Linked DNA regions of Homo sapiens: region 2 is linked to region 1. Evidence: chromatin loops called from intact Hi-C (ENCODE). Cell type or tissue: mammary epithelial cell. All regions are shown on one strand.

Region 1 (8,000 bases):
AAGTAAAGAAATGTGTAGTGTGCTTTAAAATATTTTCCACCCCGAACAACGAAACTGCCACGTTTTGGGTTTTTTAAATGTTAAGCTTTGATCACCTGGACCCCTCACTTGTCAACAATATCTCCTTGTCCCCAGCAGGCGTGACTGCATGAAACAGAGCCTGATTCTCAGCTGATCTGTTACTGCATCTTCCCCATGTCCCTGCTGAAAACCAACCCAGGGCTTTGCTACTGCAGCTCAGATCATGTGCTACATTGTTAGTTGCAAATAAATAGTTATAGGCGCTGGTCAGTAGTCGCTGTAGACAGTGAGTGCATTCAGTGGTTTTTCTCTATAATTATATACTCACCCCATTCACAAGATGGTGCTTTAAAACTATTTTACTCTGCTTCCATTTAAACATCACGAGTCCATTGCATTTATAAAAGAACAATGTGGTTGCATTTGTCTTGGGGAGAGGAGACCTCTTAAGTAGACAAGGAGTACAGCTAAACCCAGTTCTGTTTAAGGTGTGTTTGCACAAATCTAATATAGCTTAGGGAGATCTTTCTTATTCAACAGACACATGTTTTATACATGTGAGACTGTCCTCAGAACACGAAAATGTGTCTGGAAATCTTGCCCAGGGACTAACAGAAAAAGACTGAGGATGTTTCTGCTTTCTTGCCTTGGGTATAAAATAGGCAGTGAATTAGCCACCTCTTCAAGGCATAGCCAGAGGGGGAAAAATAGAAAAACAGGTATGGTAGGCAATAAAGACCAAAATAAAGCAACTGTCATATATCCTCCGCTGAAACAGGAAATCAGAATGTCTTTGCCTCAGACCCTCTTCTTTGAAATGCCTTGTATCACAGAATGCGTGCTACCATAAGTCTAAAATAACATCTAATATAAGTCAACAGATCTGCAAATGGTGTCTGGGTGCCCATGTTGATTTCAAGATACTAAAAAGATGCAATAAAACAAGCCTAGAGAACAAAAGAGTAAGCAGGAGCAACATGTATCACTTTACAAAGATAAAATCAATTTAACTTAGTGGGCTCCTAATGAGGACAGTAGCCATTGACTAGATGAATCATGAAAACAGAAGTTGCAATAGTAATATCTATTAATCTCCTAGTTCTTAATGGTCCATGACATATTTTACAGATTTTAGCATATATATTAACAATAAATGCTAATAGTCCAGATTGTTCAAATTTATCATTACAACGGGCTATACTGACATTTACCTGTCCACTATCTGTTAAGAAAAAGACTGTTATGTCAATTAGCAAATGAGTAAGACCTAAGAGGCTCCAAAATGTTTTCAAATACTATAGTACTATTGGTTTCCTTTTTAAGATCTAACATGTTAGTTATAAATGAACATTCTGGAAGCCTCAAGTGGAGCCTTTTGGGACCTCTATTTAGCAAAACAGATACTACCCATTTGCTTGTATAACTGTATTTTAAGTAATACAGTTGAGAGCAATAAAAGCATGATTAGTACCAAATATATATATATTTGGAATATATATATATGTTCCAAATTTCATTCTCCAGGATCAGTCTGAACTAATTATATCATGTAATTAATCACCTTGTCAAAAAATTCATCCAGAAGCCTAGTTAAATACAGGGTAAAGCAGTGATGGGAAATATGGTCCCAGCTATGACTCTTAGGAGAAGTAATAGTGATGGCTAATCTTTATCAAGTATCTTCCATTTCATGAAACATATTTACAGGTATCATGGCAACCTTGCGAGTTCATTGCTAACTCTCAAGTTAGTTGTTTTTGAGACTTAACCCATTTTTCCGATAAGGAAACTGAGGCTGAAGAGAGATGAAATGCCATGTTCGAGGTCATTTTATTAGAAGTTGACAGAACTTAGAATCAAACCTGGGGCTTTTGTCTCTAAATTCTATGCCCAAATCCTCTTTCAATCCATTATGGCATAGCAGTTGCTGAAGAAAATGATTTATCAAAATGATTTCTCAAAAAATTGATTCCTCACTGTGCCAATGGTTTTCTCACCCCATCCTTTATGGGACTGTATAAAATGACCCTATCTAGGCTCTCAACCCCTTGGAGCTCATGTGGACAACCCTGAGCACTTGGAAATAACTGGTAAACCCAAGACTAGCAAAACAAAATGGCAGCCTGTAATTGCTCTCGGAGGCTGCCTTAAATCAGACCACCCTATCTCCTGTCTCTGGACAGACCCACTTCTGACAAGGGGTGCTGTGCAATCCAAATAGGTTTAAGATTTTAAGGAGAAGCAAAGGTGGAAGATCACATTAGGGATGAACAGGTGAGAGAATGTGACTTCACTCTTAGCAGTGAAGTGATGGGCTGAGAGACATGCACCCATGGCACGTGGATACAGAGCGTGCACGCACGGCACAGCACCGGTGCAGCATGGGTGAGTGTGCACAGTGTAAATATTGTATGCAGAAGCCATCCAGGGGTATATGTTCCTATTTTAGTAAAATCAATATAGGAAGCGGTTATAAATGTGCTTCTGTTGGAAAGGAGGCAAGCAAATCTTGATATAGTTTTTCATTTGAGGCCAAGGGCCCACAGAAGTTTCACTAAAAAATCAAGTCAAAAAAGACAAATGAATTAGAGAAAAGGCATACAAATATATTTAACGTATATCCATGGGAGCCTTCAGAATGAAATCCCAAAGATACAAGGGAAATTGTCCATTTTTATGCTAATGTTCAACAAAGTATGGATAGCCATGTAGAAATAGGATTGGACTAAAAGGGCCTGACCTAATGCTAACGGACTGAATGAAGAAACCTAGCAAGGCCTAGATTCTTCTTGGCCTCTCTGAGCAGCGTTCCTTCCTTCTGGGTGTGGGGCAGGACCCTTTCTGGAATGGGAGTCTTATGACCTACAATCAAACCATGTTGGTCAGATAATTTCTTTATGGCCAGTCTTTACACAGGGCAGAGGGAAAATTAGAGTCATATTTTTAGGTTTTAAGGCTGGCTTTGGGGAAAGGGGGTTCTAGTTTCTATGACCCACCTTGGGGAAGAGGGATTCTAGTTTCTATGGCTAGCCTCCAGGGATAACAGAAATTAAAAAACAGGAGGGCAGGAGAAGGTCAAAGAAATACTTTTGTTTCTGAGGCCTTCATTTTGGGATATTGTTTTTTGAGCTCCAACAAAATATTCTTGGGGCAAGCCAAAGAATAAAGAAAAGGAGGAAATAAGAAAGAAGCTAAATACCATATTTTCTAGCCCAGGAATCCAGTTTCCCATAACAAAAGTAAGTGAACGCACGTGTAGAATATGCCTAAGCAATGCAGCGCTTCCCAGCAGCACTTAGCTCACTGCCTTGTGTCTAAGCAGTAAGTGAGGATACTACTCCAAAGCCAACCTCTGTTCCCATGCAGCACTTTACACTTGATGACACACTCTCAGCCACTCTTCAATTTGATCCCCACAACAAACCCTGTGAGATAGGTGACCTTATTCTACAGATGAACAAACTAAGGCTGAAAGAGGAGGAATGACTCCCAGAAAGTCAGGCACTTGAAAAAGCAGGGCAGTTGCCATTGAAGTGAACAGAGGAGTTCAATAGCTCCCCTTATCCAAGGTACCAATGTGCTGTGATAAAGCACTTGATGTGCACCTCATCTAATCCTCCAGCCACTCCAGTGAGATAGTATGAATCCCGTTTGCACAGATGAGTAAACTGAGGCTGCAAGAGTTAAAGTGAATGGTCTAAAATTACTTACACAGGTAGCCACTGGGAAAGGCAGAACGCCAGAACAGGTGGATATGAGTCCCAAGCCACTGTGCTCACTCACCGTGCTAATTCTGCCTCCCTGCAGCTGCTGTGGCTGATAAGGAGGAGGAGGAGAATGATGTTAGCAGTGACAGTAGTAAACATGTAAGAGGGCTTACACCCTGCCAAGTACGGTTCTAAGAGCTTTTGGGGTTTTGTTTTGGCTTCTTTTTTTTTTTTTTTTTTTTTTTTTGACAAGGTCTTGCTCTTTTGCCAAGGCTGGAATGCAGTGGTGTGATCAAGGCTCACTGCAGCCGCAAACTCTTGGACTCAAGCGATCCTCCTGCTTCAGCCTCCCTAGTAGCTGGGACTACAGGCACACACCACCATGCCCAGCTAATTTTTGTGTTTTTTGTAGAGACTGGATTTCGCCATGTTGCCCAGGCTGGTCTTGAACTCCAGGGCTCACGTAATCCACCCGCCTTGGCCTCCCAAAGTGCTGGGATTCTAAGAACTTTTCATGGTTCACTCATTTAATGGTCACCACAACCCAGTGAAGAGGGAGCAGTATTATCCCCAATTTACAGAAGAGAAAACTGAGGCACAGACAATTAAGAAGGTGCCCAAGTTTGTGCCCCTAATGAAGTGGAGAAACAAGTTTCAAGCCTAAGATTCCAATTCCGGCAGCCTAACTCCAGAAGCCACATTATGCTATCAATGCTGTGTGCATTCAACTGCGGCACCTGTGTTTGGAAATTTCATACCTAAATTCCTAATTGTTTTTACAAAAAGCTAAATATTTAAATAGCAGCTCGTCGATGAATGCTAAATGTTTTGTGTGGTCTCTGTGTTTGCGCTTGCAATTCAATACTGACTCGTTTCCAAGCAGCACGGTGGAGATGTTTCCACATTTAGCCTCCTTGCCTGGGAAGTGAAGGTTGAATCACTCGGGAAATGTATGTCACCTGTTCTGTAAGTCCACGCGCTGCGGCCTATTCTTTGACAAGCTGTGCCCCCTGCTGGTCTCTTCGCAGAGTTGTAACGATGTGGTTCAGGAGCGATTTGGGCCGGAGCTGAAATATGACATAGCCCTGCGGCTGGCCGCATTACAAATGTACATTGCAACCGTTACCACCAAGCAAACGCAGAAAATCTCCCTCAAATACATCGAGTAAGTGTTGACTCTCAGCGCCATTTCGGAGACAGACATGCCGCCTCCCTTAGCCCGGGTGTATTTTTGTTATTTGTCCAAAATTGATCTTGTTTGTGTCAAAGCATTCATTCGCCAGTGGCAAAATGTATGAATATCATGCTCATTTCTGGCAGAAGAGATCCATTTCTAATCCACCTTTAGAGCATTGTAGTTAAGATGAGGGACATATTTAAAACGAAGCATAAATTTTTGAATTCCTAAAGGGGCTTGATTCCAAGCCAAGCTTTGGTCTTAGCACTTTTCACACATTAATTTGTTTAATTCTCACAACACCCCTATGAGATTAGTAGGATTTTAGCTTCATTTTACAGACGAGCAAACCGAGTCATAGAATAACTTGCCCAAGTCAAATGGCTATTAACGCGGGGATATAGGATTCAAACCCAGGCAGTGGGACTCCCCGTTGTGCTATAGATTGTGTGATGGGTTGAGGCACCTGTGTTTGGAAACACATGTAATGCTAAAGCCTTGGACCTCCCCCCACACCCTGCTTACAATCTCACCTCCAAAAGATGTATAAACTAATTAAAATCCCACTTTCCAAAGAAACTTCTCATGGGCTGCCTAGAAAGCCTTTCTAAATTCCACAATGCCAGGTTCACCCACCAGGGGGCAAAATGGCTTTTCTCAATAAATTCATGAGCCTGTGTTGGGAAGGATTAAATCTCCAACTTGCTGACTTCAACACCACTGTTCTGACAACTCTCAGTCACCTGTTGACATGTAGGGACAAATCCTCATATGCAATTTGAGAACCTCAGGCCTTCAGTTCACTCCTTCCAGATGCTTTCTCTCTCTCCCCACACATAAGCGTGACTGTAGCCTGAGAAAGACTTGGCTCACAAAGAGATCTCGTGCTCAGCTGGACACATTCACACACTCTTCCACTCTCCTTTTTAAAGTTCTTGGGGACAGGTGAAACTGGCTGCCATTTGAAAAGGTGGCCTGCACAACCGGAGTTGATTTTCAGACAATTAAAATGCATTTCTTTTCCTACTTTGTGTACCCACATTTTACCAGGTTGAACATTGTATGGTCAAAAACGTCTCAGAGATATCTGGCTTGAGTAAGAATCCTGAAAAGTCTGTAATAATGTTCTCATTCATAAATTCCTTTGACCAACAAATATTCATTGAGCATTTTATATAGCACTCACATTAGGATAGTAGAAAATACTAATATGTATGAATTATATTCCTGGCCATTGAGGAACTTGTGGTCTGATTGTAAAAACAAGATATAAAGATAGGAAAAGTAATTATTTAAAATAATGATACAAGTAGGATTACAAGAAAGCCCATAAGTAGTGCCAAATGATGGATAAGACAATAAGTACAAGTTGAGAAGGAAGAAAACATAATGATCATGAAATATACCATCTTAACTAGTGAAGAATATGAATGGTCAAGTGGTGGGGGTAGGTTGTCTTCCTACCCTTCTTTGGAGAGGACCTAGAACAGGAGAAATAACTGGAATCCTCTTGAAGGTCTTCACATAATTTAGAAGACACTGGTTAGACACATAACCTAGGGTAGGATTTCTACTCCAGGATAGATTTCCTAGAATTCAAAATATGGGACCTTCTTAGAAGGGGGTGGTAGTCGTTTCTGGTGAAATTGGCTCTTTGTAAAAATGTATTAACTCAGTCCCATTTGTTGTTGTTTTGTTGTACATCCACGTCCATGAATGAGAACAGCATCTCCACATCAATACTGGGCACACTTAAGAGTCATGAATCACACCCAATTCCACACCACCAGCAAGAAATGTTGATGGAGGGAGTTAGACAGGAACTGGCTGGGACAAAAGAACTGTGTGTGCCTAGAGAAATAGCCATGGAGGAGGGGAGGGACAGGGAAGAATGGTTTGGGGACATGAAGGACTTGCATCCATTCTTCTAAGAGAGGAAGAATATGAGCAGACAGGGAGATTGGAGAATAGAAATCAACAAAGGGATGGAGAGAAATTGGTGTTGGAAATACAAACTCGGATACGTGAGTGACTTTGAAGAGATTCAGAAGTTGGTTGGACAAAATGTCTCTTCACTTTACATTGGCTCCAAATGCCTCCTTAGCATTGTCTCTAGAGAATGAGGAACAGATTTCTTTTTAAATGCAAACATGTGTATTAATGATCAAGTAGTGTGTGTCCTGAGTGTAAATTAAAAGTTACTTCCTTTGGGGACTTGTCTCCATTCTCTGCCTCACCAAGGGTTCATTTGTTCCAACAAACATCAGAGCACCATTTTGTCTTAGATAACTCATCATCACAGAAATGTGAAATTAAAGATATGCTCTTTATTGCAGAAAAGAATGGGGATTAGAGACTTTTCTTCCCTCTGCTGTGCTGCAAAGCATGAAAGAGAAGAACATAAAGAAAGCACTTTCACACCTTGTCAAAGCAAATCAAAACTTGGTACCACCGGGTAAAAAGGTATCACATTTCCATCTTAAAAGAAAATTATAAAGAGAGAGGCTTGAATGCATTTTTTAAATGTTTAAAATTAGCTCATGAATAAAATACTTAGTACCATATTTTCAGAAGCAGTAACACTGTGTAACTTTTTTCTAACTATTAACATGTTTCTAACACTAATGAAAAATAAGTATTCATATAGAAACCTATTTCTTTCTCACAAGTTATGGACTCCGTACTGTAGCAGGGAGGTATGTGTTCATGTGCCCATCCAGGAAAAGTTTGCGTAGCCTCTGAGACCTTGTGGATAGAAGATAGAATTGTGAAATCATTCTATGTTTCAATCATGCAATTGCTTACTGCTCAGACCAGCTTCAATGCACAACAGCCAGCAAGAGGCCCTGCAGGCCAGAGGCCACATTAATTAAACCAGGGATCCTCAACTGTGGCGTAATTGACATTTGGGAACAGATCATTCTTTGTTAGGGAGTTACGGGGAACATCCTGTGTATTCTGGGATGTTTAGCGGCACCCCTGGTCTCTACCCACAAGATGCCAGTAGCACCCTCCCGTGATCGTGACAAACAAAAATGTCTCCAGACATTGCCAAATGTGCTCCCGGGAACAAAATCACCCCTATTGACAAACAA
Region 2 (8,000 bases), 120 kb before region 1:
ACCCTGATTTTAGCCTAGAAAGACCCATTTCAGACTTCGGATAAATCTGTGTTATTTTAAGCCACTAAGCTCATGGTAATTTGTCATGGCGGCAATGGGAAACTAACACAATGCATAACCATGTCTACATATCCAACTTTGTATACAGTTCCAGGGAGGACTGACCCCAGGGTAAGGGCTTCATGATGTGTTCCAAAATCTCATCCGATGGATGTCAGTAGAACCCAAACCCCTTGACTTCTGATCGCCAAAGCTCTTTGTATATAAAAGAAAAAACACTCACCTTCCTACAGCCAAGTTCAGAGTTAAAATGGGCTATCGTTAGATGCTCTTCTCTAATAATAATAAAGCCTTTGACTTCAAGTTGGACCCAAAACATTTTTAATGAAACTAAAATAAGAAAAAGAGGTTTAATCCAGACTTGTAATTGATCATGCTGAAGTTGGAGAGGAAACATTTAAAAAATTCTGAACAGAGCCCACATTAATGCAGATCCCTGAGATATGTCTGGGTCTGTGAGGACACAGGAGGCAGTCATCTGTCCAGAGAAATTTATATTTATACCATACCACATCCTCATCTGCTTAAGGCCTGCTGGCTCCATTTGTGAAACAAGAAACCTGCCAGTCTTTTCTTTCAAGACAGTACCCTCAGGCACTCTTCTGTGAGAATTCAAGCAAGGAAAACAAATCTTTTCTCAGGGTTGCAGAAGGCAGGCTAATAGTAATGGCAAGATAAAGTGGATGTTATTGCTCAGAGGGCACCTTCCTGATGGGATCCTGGGGTATTCGGATGGGGCTCTTTCCACACCCCATGGTAATCCACTGCTATGAGTATCATTAAAGGCTTAGAAATTATCTTTAGCACATTGTTTATAAACAAAAAAGGAAACAGAGATCATTGAGGGTAGAGTATTCACCATTTTTTAGCCATTTTCTCTCTGCCGTAGGGAAAGGTGTAGGAGTGGGCATTCACTCTGAGGACAGTTTAATGAGCTGTGTCTGTCACCTGGACTGGTCAGAGGTCTTTGAGGGACCAGGAATTCCTGAATTCCATGATAGTTGTCAATTTAAGGCTCTGATTACTGTTACATTGCAAATTCATGGATCTGAATTCTGAGGCCCTTGAGAAAAAGAATTATGTGTTTTTCATCATCCCACAGTAGCAAAAGCCTCATATATAGTGGGGGCTCAGTAAATGTTTATTAGTTACTGGGGAGAGATGACACTTTAGTTTTAATCCACAGCTGTTTATTAATTCCAACCATTGCGTTAGGTGCTCTGGATTTCTAAAATAAATCACCAAAAGAACCTTCCCTCCTGGAGAAGGCTACGGTCCAGAGTAGATGAGAGAAGATCCTTATGCAGGCAATGGTAATTGATCAAAATATGATACATGCAATGGGAGAAGTAGGAAGAAAGTGAGGGGGGATTATGGAGTGGGGAGATGCTATTTCTAGAGTGAGGCTTAGGAAGGCTTTTGGGTAGAGGCTTCATTTGAATTGGTGTGGGTGGTCTGTAGGATTTTTTGAGATGAAGATGGTGGAAGAGTTATGCCTCAAGAAGAGGGCAGTGTGGGCAAGGAGATGAGAGTGTGTGGGGAGCCTGAAGCCAGCAAGCTTGGCTAAATCTAAAGTGATAGGAAGGGTGAGGAAGAGTGGGTTATTAGTCATTTAAACCCAGTGCAACCTAAGAGAGTAGCTTGGATGGGACCAAGGGCTAAGGACAAGAGGCCATAGCTGATAAGGAATGGAGGAAGGTGCCCAAGAAGGCAGGGCTTGAAAGCTGGGGAACCAAAAGAAATGTGCCTGAACATAAGCTAGACCTCAGATGGCTGGCAAACTGGAGTGGATGCAAGAGTTTCAGGGCCATTGAAAAGAAAGTTCTACATCTGTCCACTTTGGAGGCTGCATGCAACACTCACATGCCTACCTATTGGGGTATTATTGGGGTCTTAGTCAACTTGGGCTGCCATAACAAAATACCAACGATTGGGTGGCTTAAAAGATAGACATTTATTTTATCACAGTTCTGGAGGCTAGAAGTCCATGATTAGTGTGCCAGCATGGTCAGTTCTAGGTGAAGGCCCGCTTTAGGGCTTGCAGATAGCTGCCTTCTTGCTCTGTCTTCACATGGTAGACAGAGACAGCAAGCTCTCTGGTGTCTCTTCTTATAAGGGCACTAATCTCATCATGAGGGCCTTCCCCTCTTGACCTCATCTAAACCTTATTATGGCCCAAAGGCCCCATCTCCAAATATCATATTTGGGGTTAGGGCTTCAACACAGGAATTTTAGGGGTCACAATTCAGTCCACAGCACTGGGTCAGAGGATTATGCCTGGGAGGTCCCAATCTAGCTGCAGTGGCAGCAGAGAGTAGGACTGCTCACCCGCTGGTGTTGCCAGTAAGATCAGATTGCAGTGAGATCTTTCTAGGATGTGCCTTGGTGACTAGTTTTATGTTTTTTTTATCCACTGTCTACAGTGGGTCATTATCAGATCTAAGTTGGGGCACAGTTTTTTGAGGTGATCATGATATTGAACTGACAGACTCACACGAAACCCCAAATGGATGTAAATGTAGATATAGATAGAAAATCCGTGTCTATTGTATAATTATAAATGTCTACACCTAACTTGTATTCTGAGATATATATATACATACTGTATAGTGTGTTTGTGTGTTTATGTTACTGTTTTCGAACCCTTTTTTATTATCTATACCACCAGCAAAAGAAGCCTTTTTAAGTATTTTCTATTAATTGCACTCGCTAACATTTTAATATCGCAAATATGCTGCATATAAGTTTATATACTGTATGTGTATCTGTGCTTTACATATAGAAAGAATAAAATTTTTGCCCCCCAAAAAACAATTTTCATCCTTGTTGGAGCAATGCTGTCCCTATTGAGAATGCATGATATATATATGTAGATGTGTATCTGTGTCTATGTATGCATGTGTGTGTCACCTTACTGCACAAAAGAGTTTAGGATGCCAAATTAGATGTTGTTTATGCATTCACAATGGAAAATGTAACTTTCCAAAGGAATGAATATTCCTGTCTTCTATCCAGGTATCAGGAAAGTTGAAGTAGTAAATGGGGGTGAAAAAAAGAAACTGCTTAAAGAGCACTGAGTCAAAAGAAAATAAATTGGATAGTCATGGAGAATATTTCATCCAAGGTATAGAAATGCCTGGAATAACTATCTCCCACCCTAACACTAAAACCTGACTTTAGTGAAAAAATCTATGTAGCTCTGTAATATATAAAATGTTGCTGTTTGATAGTGCTAAATGAATTCTCAAAATCGGTTTTTTCCATTCTACTTTTTCTAGACACTCTTCAGACCATTCTTCCAATTTTATAATACAACTATTGTCTCAGACTTCTTACAATGCAACTGAGTAGCTTATAGCCCTTGAGAACATCTTAGTTTTCTTAATTGGATTAGACTGCAGACTCTAGCCTATCTTCAGGGACACATTTCAAAGCCATCTACTAAGGAGAGTTACTTCAGTAGATCCATTATGTATTGTTTTGAGTCATTTCAGCTTCCGGGACAATCGGTTTCTGACCTTGTCTCTAAATCCTTGTGGTCCCCCAGTGGAGCCCACGTGCAGGGATCGTGAGTCAGGGACCGGACTGGGCATGCTCTGTTCAGCTTGCTAGCAGATGTTTAGCTTTCTAGCTCCATTGTAAAGTAGTAATGCTTTTCATATTTTATTTTTTTAAACCCATAGATTTTTTTTAGACAAAAATCAATTTCTTGATTCATCAGAAGCTGATTATTGAGTTAGTACCTTTTCTGAATTCTTCCTGGACAGAAAGTTGAATCCAGTTTGCTTCATGAATGCTTTTTTACAGTCCAAAGGTATTGACAATAAACAAAAGAAAACCGAAAAGACTTTCTTGTCACAGCTCCAGAAAATGATGAGATTGAAGGAAAGAAGACATTAAAACTAAGGGATAAAATGTCTTTGGAAAATAAAACTTTACTCCATTAGAAGGAAAGCTATTGGAATAGGTTAAAAGTTCAGATTACAGATTTGTTTAAAAATAAAAATGAATTTCCACTTCCAGTATGGCCAAAGAAGTTCCTACCAGACTGATCTTGCATAAAACAACTATAAACTCTGGACAAAATAAAAAATATTTAAATACCACAAGGCATTGAAAAATGAACAAAAGCAGTTAGATTCAAGAGGGGAGTTGACACTTGGAAGAAAGGAATGACAAGAGGTAAGTTTACCAGTTTTTGTGGCTTTTAGTCTAAGGCATGTCACAGTTGGCCCCATGTCCAGTGGCTAAAACTCTAATAGAAAACCTATAGTTTTTCTGGCCTGAAGAACAAGGGGCCAGAGTTTGGGGCAACCAGTCCTGCTGGAAAATAAAGAGAGAAATCCCATAAAGGAGAAAGCCAAAGAAGATGTACCCTTCATTCTCTGTACAGTAGTCTCCCCTTATCTGCAACATACCAACATCCCCCAGTTGATGCCTGAAACCACAGATAGTACTGAAACCCTATATATACAATGTTTTTCCTATACCCATGATAAAGTTTAATTTATAAATTAGGCACAGGAAGATTAACAACAATAACTAATAATGAATAGACCATTTATAACAACATACTATAATAAAATTATGTGAATGTGGTCTCTTTCTTGCTCTCAAAATGACTCACCCCTTCTCGTGATGATGTGAGATGATAAAATGCCTACGTGGTGAGATGAATTGAGGTGAGTGATATAGACGTTGTGGCATAGCTTTAGGCTACTATTGATCTCCTTATGCTACATCAAAAGGAGGATCACCTGCCTCTGATGCTCCTGGATTATTGAGCCATGACACTGTTGACCCTAGGATGTCAGGAGCAGACAATGTCAATGACTAATGGGTGTGTAGTATATATAGTGTGAATACACTGGAGAAAGGGATGATTCACTTCTTGGGAGGGATAGAGCAGGATGGCATGAGATTTCATTAGGCTACTAAGAATGGTGTACAGGTTAAAACCTATGCACAGTTCATTTCTGGAATTTTACATTTAATATTTTTGGACTGCAGTTGACCACAGATAACTGAAACTGTGGAAAGCAAAACTGCAAATAAACGTGGACTACTGTATAAACTCTGCTCAAATCTCTGGCTAACTCCTGAACCACACGTGTGCAAGCAAGCTAGAAGCAGTCTAGCTAAAGATAAGAAAACCAAACTGAAATTTTAGCTAATGCCTAAAAGACAGTATGCAGTTTGAGTCCAACCAAATTAGTTGATTGAAATTCTGTTATGTTTCTCTGAAACAGTCTCCACAATATAACATCACAATGTCCAGGATATAATCCAAAATCACTTGGCATATAAAGAAACAGGAAAATTACATGAACCATTCTTAGAGAAGATAATCAATAGAGACCAGGTGCAGATGAGCATAACCATCCTCAATGACCTAAAATATATGTGTAATAAATGAAAAGATAGGCAATCTCAGCAGAGAACTAGAAATTATTTTTCAAATTGAAATTTTAGAACTGAAAGATATCTGAAAAGTAAGTATAACATGATTAAGATTCATATAACAATATATACTAGTGCTTGAAAAACAGTCAAGAAGAAATTTTGCTTAAACTAATGGCCAAGAATCATTTATAATCTGTTTATTAATTTTAAGCAAATAAATTCTACCAGAGTGGTATCCAGTAGGTACTTGAGTGTTTGAATAAATGTCTTACCAGGCCTCGTGTAGCCTGTCTCTCTGTCCTCATGTCCTGCTACTCTCCCTCGGCTCGTCCTCCTCCCGCCCACTGCCTGCTTGTGATTCCTTGAACATGCCAGGCACCCTGCAGCCTGAGGCCTTTGCATTTGCAGTTCCCTCTGCCAAGAATGCCCTTCTCTCAGGTATCCATGATTCACTCCCTCTCTTCCTTCAGATTCTTGCTCAAATGCCATTTTCTCATGAGGCCTTTCCTGCCTCCACCTCCCACCCTGCCATCTGACACTTCTTTATTCATTTCCTATGTTATTTTCCTCCATACTTCTCATTAGCCTCTGACTTGGTGTATATTTGATCTCCATATTTTACTATGTCTCACTAGAATGTAAGTTCCCATGAGTGCAGGGATGTGTGTATGCTTGTCTGCTGTCTCTGCAGTGCTTAGAACAATGCCCGGCACATAATAGGTTATCAAAAATATTAAATGCATGCATGCAAGAATTAATGAATTATCTTCTTACATCTAATTATACAATATGCTATAATCATGAATTAATTGCCATGCTTTCACTATATGCCCTTCACGCAGATATTAAAGTAGATCCCTGAAGATGGTTGCTTTCTCTTTGTATTGGTTCCTTTCTGAGACAGAAAATGTAAGTAATAATAACTGCCTGATGAAAATAGTCTTCCAGTTTTCTTCAGACCATCCATGTCACCAGCAAATTCATTTTCCAAGGCTTAAAAACTTTCATGGCTTCCCCTATTCAGAATGTGCTTCACATCCTATCTTCCAAAGCTCCATGATATCGCCCTTGTCTCAGGTTGCATACCTGAGACAAGGATTTCTGGCAAAGTGATTTATTAGGAAATTTCGCTGGCAAACTCCCCTGTGGGAGGAGGGAGGCAGGACAGGGAAGGGAAGGAGACTGAGCAAGGGTGCAACATCCAGAAAATCCCATGAAGAGGACTTCTGCTCAGCCCTGCAGGAAAGCACTATGGACAGTGAAGGTCACACTTCATAGGTGTCTCCATCTCTAAGGACAAGAAGCTGGAGTCATTCCACCCCCTTATCCTCCTACAGGCTCCTTTCTTTTCATTGTAAATTTTTTCCAGCTCTCTGTGCACACAGGCAAAGCAGCCCAGTGCTGTCAGCCAACCAAGAGACACAGGTGCTGGCTGTTGGGAGTGAAAGCCCCAGAAGGCAGCATGTAGTGAAACAGTAAAGGGATTCTGGGAATACGGGCGTGCACAAAACACTGACAGCATCTGCTGCCTTTTTAACTGGATTCTTACTACTTCCCGGTTGCAAAAGTCACTCATTGCTCTTCCTTCTATGCCTTTGCTTGCAACTCGCCTGCCTTCCCTCTCCCACCATCCAACTGATCCTTTAAGATTGATTTCCTATGCTCCCTCCTCAATCAAGCTTTTCTTGGATTTCAAAACCCTGTGGCACCCTCATTTCTCTGAATCTTCATTATGTCTTTGACCCTGGCATCTGCCACCACCTCTATTACTAATCTGCTATTGGTCACTATGAGAACATATGCTCATCTGTCAAGAGTTTGCATTCTGATTACTCAGCTCCCTTCCAGGGCAAGAATTCTGCAATTGCATGACTTACAATATTCTAAAGTGTATTAAAATCATGAATACATTTATCAACCCTCATCAAATTGTAAACTTCTCAAGGATAAGAATATTTTGTCTTTTGGGGGAAAGGGATGAGAGCCCCAGGCCGGCTGAGACGGCCGGTCCAGGGAAGCTCCGCCAGTACTGGGCACACTCACCGAACATGGCTTCCAGCAGCCGCGTCTGGACCTGGAACACCTCTGGATCTTTCAGGTCTTCGGGAACTTTCACCCACGGCAGAATATTTCTACGTGCCGGGAGCGTTCCCATATTATGATCCTCATAACCAAAACCACGCTCCAGCGCAAGCCAGGCCTAACCGCACCAGCTGAGCCTCAGTGCTGGTAAAGCCTCGCACCTGGCGGCCCCGCCCCCGGCCCTGGCCAGGACCCTGAGTCTGCGCGCCCCGCCGCCCTGTCTGCGGTCCAGCTGGTTGCCATCTCTGCCGCTTCCCGCGACCTCAAGAGAGCCTCACCCGGGCCCAGCTGTCTGCAGGTTAACTAGGGTTTCCACCTGCATTGACCTGTGTCTTTCGCACCAGAATCTCCTGGGCTTGGGAATGGCTGGGGGCGGGGCGCTGTTGACTCTTCTAGGGAACAACCGGTGGGGCCTGAACCTCAGAAAGCGGGCGTCCAGGCTTGAGGGTGCGAGG

Evidence for each region. Peaks named below come from ENCODE experiments on the same cell type or tissue, not always from the same donor. Only the 100,000 strongest peaks of a DNase experiment are listed, where the experiment ranks them.
Region 2: a loop joins it to region 1, with 4 times the contacts of the local background. A loop is called at or near these places in 4 of 110 quality-filtered maps.

What each region holds. Positions count from the first base shown.
Region 1 is chrX:12,697,118-12,705,117 of GRCh38, forward strand. FRMPD4 (FERM and PDZ domain containing 4) reads left to right here. Exons shown (of 17, transcript NM_001368397.1): 10 at 4,757-4,893; 11 at 7,242-7,368. Among named protein-coding and RNA genes, the nearest start is that of PRPS2, 90 kb to the right of the region's middle. In mammary epithelial cell, CTCF peaks have their summits at 4,750 (motif pointing left) and 5,520 (motif pointing right); DNase peaks (open chromatin) are centred at 4,724 and 5,654.
Region 2 is chrX:12,575,909-12,583,908 of GRCh38, forward strand. All of the region lies in intron 2 of FRMPD4 (FERM and PDZ domain containing 4), which reads left to right. Among named protein-coding and RNA genes, the nearest start is that of FRMPD4-AS1, 200 kb to the left of the region's middle. RefSeq lists an enhancer at 3,897-5,096. In mammary epithelial cell, no CTCF peak of the experiment used is centred here; DNase peaks (open chromatin) are centred at 4,813 and 5,863; H3K27ac peaks cover 2,457 bases.